Linked DNA regions of Mus musculus: regions 1 and 3 are each linked to region 2. Evidence: chromatin loops called from intact Hi-C (ENCODE). Cell type or tissue: left cerebral cortex. All regions are shown on one strand. Region 1 overlaps Rab30 (RAB30, member RAS oncogene family). Region 2 holds the start of Pcf11 (PCF11 cleavage and polyadenylation factor subunit). Region 3 overlaps Rab30 (RAB30, member RAS oncogene family).

Region 1 (2,500 bases), 160 kb before region 2:
TTCGATAGTAACTTTGAGTGATGGAGCGAAATCTCTCTTGACCTGCGGTGTCCCAGATCTGTAACTGCAGAGGCATAATACAGGGTTCAGCTTGGAAAAGCACAAAACCAAAGAGCACGGCCTTGCTAGAGCTCAGAAATGAGAATATCACACAAACAATTTCATGGTTGGTTTCTGCCCTGAAAAGTACTGTTTGCTGTCAAGTGTTTCTAAGTTTGGGGAAAGAGCTTTATCTCTTCCGTTTTTTTTGTTTGTTTGGTTGTTTGTTTGCTTGCTTGCTTGCTTGCTTGCTTAAGACTTTTTTATTCTCAAAACACCAAACCAAGGTCTGTTGTTCATTATTATATTCCAAGCTCTATTCTTTTCATTTTATATGTAATAATTCAGTCTTCACAATAACCCAATAAGGTAAGTATTATTATACTACACTTCCCTCATCAGTAAACTAAAGCACCGTGAGATCTAGTCACTTGATCAATGTCTCAGACAATTCGACACTCACTATGGACTCTGCGTTCTTGCCCATAAGCTGGGTACACAAACATTGCAATAGAGAGCAAGCTGTTGTTTTGTGGGCATTGGCACTTCAGTCAGCAAGCAAGAGAACAAAAATATAACCTCCTCAACTTCCAGCTTTCCCAGTTTAAAATTCTAATGACCATATCAAGACACTATCACTGTTAATGGAAATAGAAATGGTACTATTAGAGCCATGCCCCTCCTCCACACACCTAAGCTCTATGACTTTAGGTCACAGAGGCCTCTTCTCTAGATACAACTCTAACTATAGAGCAGAGTTTGGGGAGATAAGAATATCACCAAGAGCTTTCCTCCTAACTATAAACTCCATAGGTCACAGGTAAATTAACCTCCATACTAATTTCTCAGGTAAGGCCTTCTAGAACCTCTCCCCACCCCCCACATCTGCCCCCAGTCTCCCTGGCAGTATGTTGTATCATTTCTCCAACTGGCATATCTTAATCACAAACTTGAAATAATTTGATTAATGCCTGTCTGGCCTATTTGATTTAAAGTTTCGTAACAGGAAGAGTCACCTGTTTTACTCACCACAAACTGTGCGCCTGGAACAAAAAGCAGATGTTCGTCTTACACTGATGGTCTTAATTGTCCTTTACCCCTTCCCAGTGAGTGAAGTAGGCAAGTTTAATAATAATTGTTTCTTCTACCCGTGTACCTACAAAGCTGGACATCAGACTCCATGTCTTCTGTTTCCATGTCAGAACTCAGTCTGGCATGCCCTCCCTGTTGGTTTTGCCATTGCATGCTCATTAAATGGACATCTACATCTAGCAGTCACTTGGTGTCACTCTAGCCCCATAACAACTTAGCTGAAGACACTGAGTAGTGACCAGTAGCCCACGTTGCAAGCCGGCACACATATTCTCCTTTGATTTGAAGTTGCAGCAACTCTTTGATAATATAAAATGAAGTCTGTGTGTGCTAAATCCAAACATACACATGACAGTTTGTGCTGGAACAAAAGCTATTTCTCTTCTCTGCCTCAAAGTCGGGCCATGGTCCTCTTCTGCCAAGATGTGCCTTAGAATAGTAGGCTATTGTTTTAAAGCCCCATTCAGCCTCTGCAACTCCTTTGACCAGATTTAGATACTGTCAGTCATTAGAAAACACTGTGACCATGACTGTAACGTCTTAGGAACTGCTTTAAACATCAAAATATTTTCTAAAATAGATACTGTATGGCCTTGCCAAGATATTTGCCACCTTCTCATAGAGGACTGCCTGTGTCTAGCCTGAGAAATGATTATCTATTGCTCAAATTAGTTTCATCACCTTTCTCCATAATCCATTTGTCTCTTTTCATCCTTTGTAGGGTACCAGATAGAAGATGAATAAAACACAACCCTTGATCTAAGAGGTCATGGTCTACAAAGAACCCAAATCTCCAACTAATTAGCAATGTCCTCTCAAAGAGGAAGCAGAGTGTCTAAAAACTGTAGTCTCTCCTTTGTCAATGCGTCCTCGCAACACTGCAGCGGGGCATCCCCTTGCCACTCTCACCTACAGCACAGGGCACTACACTGCTCACCTGCCCTCTTACTGCACTGCTCTTGCTTTCCTGTCACAGCAATGCCTGGTCAGTAGTTTGCCAGGCTGTCCTCTTTAGCGGACAGAGTTCTTTAAGGACCAAGGTTGTCTCTCTGACTCCATACCTCTGCTTCCTTCCTAACACAGTATGTTGTGAGCACAGTTGAATGACGGTTAACAAGATGAACGTAGGATTGTGGGATCACAAAGGAGGAATTGATTATCTATTCTTAGATGAGTGGAGTTTGAAAGATCTCAAACAAAATGTTATCAGAGCTGGGTATTAGTGAGTTCCAAAGATTAGTGGTGCTTCACCTACCATGGAGCTCTGCACTAAGCATCAACTGTAACACAAGCTGGGCAAACAAATCATCAAAAGAATAAACATGTGAGATGGGCTCATCACTGGGCAGGCAGAGGCAGGCAGAGGCAG
Region 2 (2,500 bases):
CAGCTTTCATAAACTGGTTGGGCCGGTCCTCTGGAGCCTCCGTCCTCTACTGGCTTCCCTGGATGGGTTGTTATGGTAACAAATGACCGAACAGTCCCTTACGAATTGGCCAATGAGAGCCGACCGTCCTTTGCACCGCGTCTCCGAGCCGGAGGTGTTGCGAAAGCCGAGACTCGACCGAGGAAGAAGGCGGTGCTTGGACGTATTGCGGAAGGGCCGGGGGCGGGGCCTGTGACACGCGCGGGCCAGCCAATCCCGCCTGGTGTTTCCAACGGCCCCGCCCCTTACCGCACATTTCCCCTCCCCTAGTTCATTTCGCACGACGCAGCGGTTGGGAACACAGACATTTTCGGAGCTGGAGCCGCCACTGCCGCCGCCATTTTGTGTCTGTGGAGAAAGAAGCCCCGGCGGCGGCTGGAAGCGGACGGAGATTCCCCGTGAGGCTGCGGCGTTTCTTCCCCGAGGTTCCCCCTGGGTCGTCCCCCATCCCCCCTCCGTGGTCAGCATGTGGTGAAGCCGCAGCCGCCGGAGACCCGGGGAGCGAGGCCGAGGCGTCGGAAGGGAGGCGGGGTGTCGAGCGGCTTCAGCTTCGGCGGCGGCGGACCTCGGAGGGGGGCCGCGGCGCAATGTCAGAGCAGACGCCGGCGGAGGCCGGGGCTGCGGGGGCCCGGGAGGACGCCTGTCGGGATTATCAGTCGTCGCTGGAAGACCTGACCTTCAATAGCAAACCGCACATCAATATGCTGACCATTCTAGCCGAGGAGAACCTGCCCTTCGCCAAGGAGATCGTCTCTCTCATCGAGGCCCAAACCGCCAAGGTTTTTATACACCCCGCAGCCTCCTATTCTTCTAATACTCCTTGATTTTAGTGTCAGCCTCATCCCAGGTCTCGCTTCCATCCGAAGGGGGACGGAGTTCCTCCTCTCCAACCCCCCACCCCCGACTCGGGCTTGGTCTTTGGCCCCGGCTGGGAGCGTGGGCCTCTTTCGGGAGGGAGCGGGGAGGATGCAGGGTGGAGCCCCATTTCCGCTTACCAACTCCCTATTTAGGCCACCTCTGACTACGTCCCCACGCTCCACGCATCGGGGACAGCCTTTCGGATGGGGGAAATACTTAGAGGCAGTTGGTGTTTGGGGAGCGAAAGAGTTAAAAAACAAACCATCTTAAGCCCTTGGGAAGGTGGGGAGGGGCTTTCCCTCAGTGTCCTTTTTGGGGAATTGTGCTCTGTGGGTTGGAAGGAGGTGAAGGGGGACCTGGGAGCGAGCTGTCGGTGGGTTGGGTATAGGGAATTGGCCCCGAGTGGAGCAGCGGCCTGTTAGCTCAACATGGCGCCTGCAAAGCACATGATGCGAAAGGGAAGAGAGGAGAGAACCCATTCCCTGCCAGCCAGGCAGCTGCTCTCACCCGTCAGCCCCATTTTGGGGTGGGGGCTGTTGGATCAAACTTTTATTCTCCTCTCGGAGGGTCTGATTTTGCCCCAATGGTAGGAAAATTGGGCTGAGGATGGGGTTTGGGTGTGTGGGGGAGGTCTTATCCAACCTGTAGGTGGAGAATTGGCCCAGTGGGTAACAAATACTTGGAAGTTTCTTTGAAAAATTCAGTCCCTCCTTTTCCTATTCTCGTTTTCTCCCTTCCCTGATAGTGAAGGCTTGCTTTTCTTCACCCCTTGAGCGAAGTGGTCCTTTGCTACCTTCTGTTTTCCCTCTGGTCTTGCTCTTCTGTGGATTCATGTGGGAGCGATATGTTATTTAAGTAAAGTTACTGTTAAACTTAGTTTATATTGAGTCTTAACCGTTTCCCAATTAATACGTTTTAAGTTACTTTTCAAGCTTGTACTTAAGGTTTAGTTTTTTTTCTCTAGTTGTTAGTGATTGCAATTATCAGGATGAGCCTCCTTTTAGCAGAGTGAACCCCTTTTAAAAGGCCACTTTAACAACAACCACCAATATGTTGTTTAGAGACGGTTTCTGTCTAGTGTACAACTGAGTGGTCTGACTCTAATAAATGGTTTTGAAATGTGTGACTGGTATTATAAAATTTGTGAATAAAACATATAAAATATGTATTTGTCTTTTTTATTTACCTTTGTAAGGTGTAGAATCTGTTTCCAAGAATTTTTACTTTTGTGGTTGTGTGTTTTAAACAAAAGTCTTTAAGTGACTTGGGTTCATTCTTCTTTAGGTCCATCCACTCTTTTGGGTAAATCAGTTCACAAGATACACGGTTTCACGTGGTCCTTTCAAATCTTAATTTAAAGAGGGGGAAAAGGTTTTTTTTTTTTCTTTAAGGGCCCAGCAAATTTATCGTGTTCATTTTTGACAGCTAAAACAAGTCTTCACCTTTTCCTGTCGAATGCCTGTGAAGCAGCTGGTTTTTAAAAGTAGTATGAGGTTTAAGAAGGAAGTGCTCCTCATACCCAACTTTTTGTTGATAACTACATACATGTTGGCAGAGAAAATATACCTTTTTTTTCCTTGTTGAAGACTTAACATTAAATACC
Region 3 (2,500 bases), 170 kb before region 2:
ACTACAACTTCTTTCAGAAACTAGTAAGAACGTGATCCCTAGTAAGTACATCCGGCCATGAGATGCAGAACATTCTGGAGGACTAAGACTCAGAACTTTCCCTGTCTTTAAGGCCACTGATAGGACACATGGGGGTAAAAATCAGGTTCGAAATGATTTGCAGCTGTTTGTTCAGAATTAGTCTAAGTGAAGTTGATGCTGTGGGCTAGCTCAAAGAGTAGACTGGCAAGTCCCTGCTCTAACACCGGGAATCACTCGGGTCCTTCCAGGTACACTCTGATGAAGAGAAGAGAAAGATTCTGCTTTCTTCCTCCCTCCATCGAGCCTCACTGCTTTCAATCATACTAGTCCAGACATCTTGTTTTGGTCAGTGGTTTCTTAATAATTTCAAAATCAAAACCTGACATACTAGAATGCTAATACACTTCAGTTTCATTTTTAGTTAGGGAAAGATGCTGACATAAAAAAATGACTAAACTACGGGTGGGGAGAGGGGATGAAAGCCGGAAAAAGCCAATGATGTAACTTTTGAAGTCTACACAAACCATGATTGGCTCTATGTAATTAAATATTAATATAATCCAACAGATCTAATGAAAGATACAAAGGAACACGGCTCTGTGTAAGAAAGGAGAAACCGCTAAGTTCTTTGAGGACACAGTCTATCAGAAACCTACAATCCTACAGAGTTTTTCCAAGCTTGACTCTACACCCTGAACATGTATTTTCATTGGAAATTGAAAAGGTGGTCACATATTTAATAATTTTATTAAAAAGTAAAAAAAAATTGTCATACTACAAATAGAAGAAGCGATGGCCTTGTCAGGATGAGCTGACATCACAATAAACCAAAACTTGGGGGGGGGTTTCACCATTGAATAATTATATGTAAAGGAGGCTTATCTGAGCAAATATTGCCCTGGCAATAAGAATTATTAGGCAAAATAATATTTATGTCCTGCCCTAGATTGAAATGATTCTATCTCAAGAACCACTTTAAGGACTTTCACTTTAAAATAACAAACAAACAAAACTCTTGGCACTGACTCATTTATTCAATTGGTATTTATTGCACCTACAGTATTGTCAAGGATTGTTCTCAAACTTGAGATACATCGCTGAACAAATATCCCAATGGCCTAATCTTAAATTCACAGAACTGTGGAACGGAAGGGCCCAGCTTCTCAAGTGTCCACACTAATAGGCCAAAGATTGGTGACTATGATTTACTCAAAGACTCAGAGACCCAGAGGGAGATGGACCTGTGGCAGAGCTCTCTGAGCTGCTTCTGAACTCGAAGGGACAGATGGGGGTGCTATAAGCCCAAAGGAATGAGAATAAAATAACATAAATGTGACCCCAAAAGCTGTTATTCTGGAGCTAAATTAGTCCAATCTAACAAAGCCCTTAAAGTTCACAAAGCAACGTTATTTTTAACACAGTGCTGTGAGACAAGGCTGAGTCATCTTATGCTGGGGAGATCAGAATTTTGCCATAAAGAAAAGTAATAAATCTAAATTTAGGGACATTCACAGTAGAAAGATATATTTTTCTGTAACTTTGATTAGTTTATCTTCTGATGCCTTTGGTTGCTGGCTATTAAGCAAAGGTAATTATAGATGATTTTGATTTCCATTAAAGTGATTTATTTCCCCTTCCTATATAAAGGGAAGACAGTTCAAACTTGTAGGAAGCCTTTTTCTTTCCTGTGGAATCAAGAAGAGCACAGTGAGCCAATCAACACCAACGACTGGTAATAATACACGCAGTCACAGGCGAGAAAGACTGGGCATTCTGGACTCTGTTAGAAATGCTAGAAATGTGTTATCAATATCCTGCCCTGTTGAATCATTGCTTTACAATTCAGTAGCTTTCCAAGAGTGACATGTCAGGTCCAGGATTGTCACCATCAATACCGACAGCGGAATTTCCCGTCATATCCTCATTCAGTGACTCATACTCAGTTATGCTATACAGCAAGCTTCAGCAACACCAAGAGCACACAGACTTAGTTACTGTCGTATTTGCAGCTATGACAGTGAACAAACTGGAAGGCATCAAGCCACGGCACTGAAGAAACAGGAAGTCATTCAGCAGCACGTGTCCCAACTTGAGTCCTGTTGTGAAATCGGCTAAGTAAAGGCATATACACCTCCATCGGAATTGGAGACTTCGAGTAACACGTGCATACCGGTATGGGGAGGAAAGAGAAAAAGAAGGAATGGGGAAAGGAACACTACAGGGGGAGACTAGGGAGAAGAAAAGATAAAGGGGGAAGAAATGTATGGTGACGAATCTGAGATCAATATTAATATTAATAAAGGACAGCTCAGCCTGCTTCCTGAGCACACTTTCCTAAGTTTATTGAAGATACAAAAATGATTTGTGAGACTTTTCATCTCTTGCTATTCTCACTTATTATACTAAAAATGTCTACAAAATCCTAAACCTTGGCCTCTCCAAGGCTAGTTCCCGAAAGGAAAAGGCGTGACCTGTTAGA

The links. Hi-C counts contacts between places; a loop is a spot of excess contacts. Peaks named below come from ENCODE experiments on the same cell type or tissue, not always from the same donor. Only the 100,000 strongest peaks of a DNase experiment are listed, where the experiment ranks them.
Region 1: a loop joins it to region 2, with 2.6 times the contacts of the local background. A loop is called at or near these places in 4 of 42 quality-filtered maps.
Region 3: it touches region 2 in a loop (1.9-fold over the local background); 4 of 42 quality-filtered maps call a loop at or near these places.

What each region holds. Positions count from the first base shown.
Region 1 is chr7:92,827,090-92,829,589 of GRCm38, reverse strand. It overlaps Rab30 (RAB30, member RAS oncogene family), which reads right to left. Exons shown (of 5, transcript NM_029494.2): 4 at 1-64. Among named protein-coding and RNA genes, the nearest start is that of Ddias, 46 kb to the left of the region's middle. In left cerebral cortex, a CTCF peak has its summit at 1,324; a DNase peak (open chromatin) is centred at 1,442.
Region 2 is chr7:92,667,747-92,670,246 of GRCm38, reverse strand. It overlaps Pcf11 (PCF11 cleavage and polyadenylation factor subunit), which reads left to right and starts at 335. Exons shown (of 16, transcript NM_029078.3): 1 at 335-818. The coding sequence starts at 627. In left cerebral cortex, no CTCF peak of the experiment used is centred here; DNase peaks (open chromatin) are centred at 143, 1,062 and 1,289; H3K4me3 peaks cover 2,500 bases; H3K27ac peaks cover 1,653 bases.
Region 3 is chr7:92,836,953-92,839,452 of GRCm38, reverse strand. It overlaps Rab30 (RAB30, member RAS oncogene family), which reads right to left. Exons shown (of 5, transcript NM_029494.2): 5 at 2,336-2,500. Among named protein-coding and RNA genes, the nearest start is that of Ddias, 36 kb to the left of the region's middle. In left cerebral cortex, a CTCF peak has its summit at 1,307; DNase peaks (open chromatin) are centred at 1,362 and 1,957.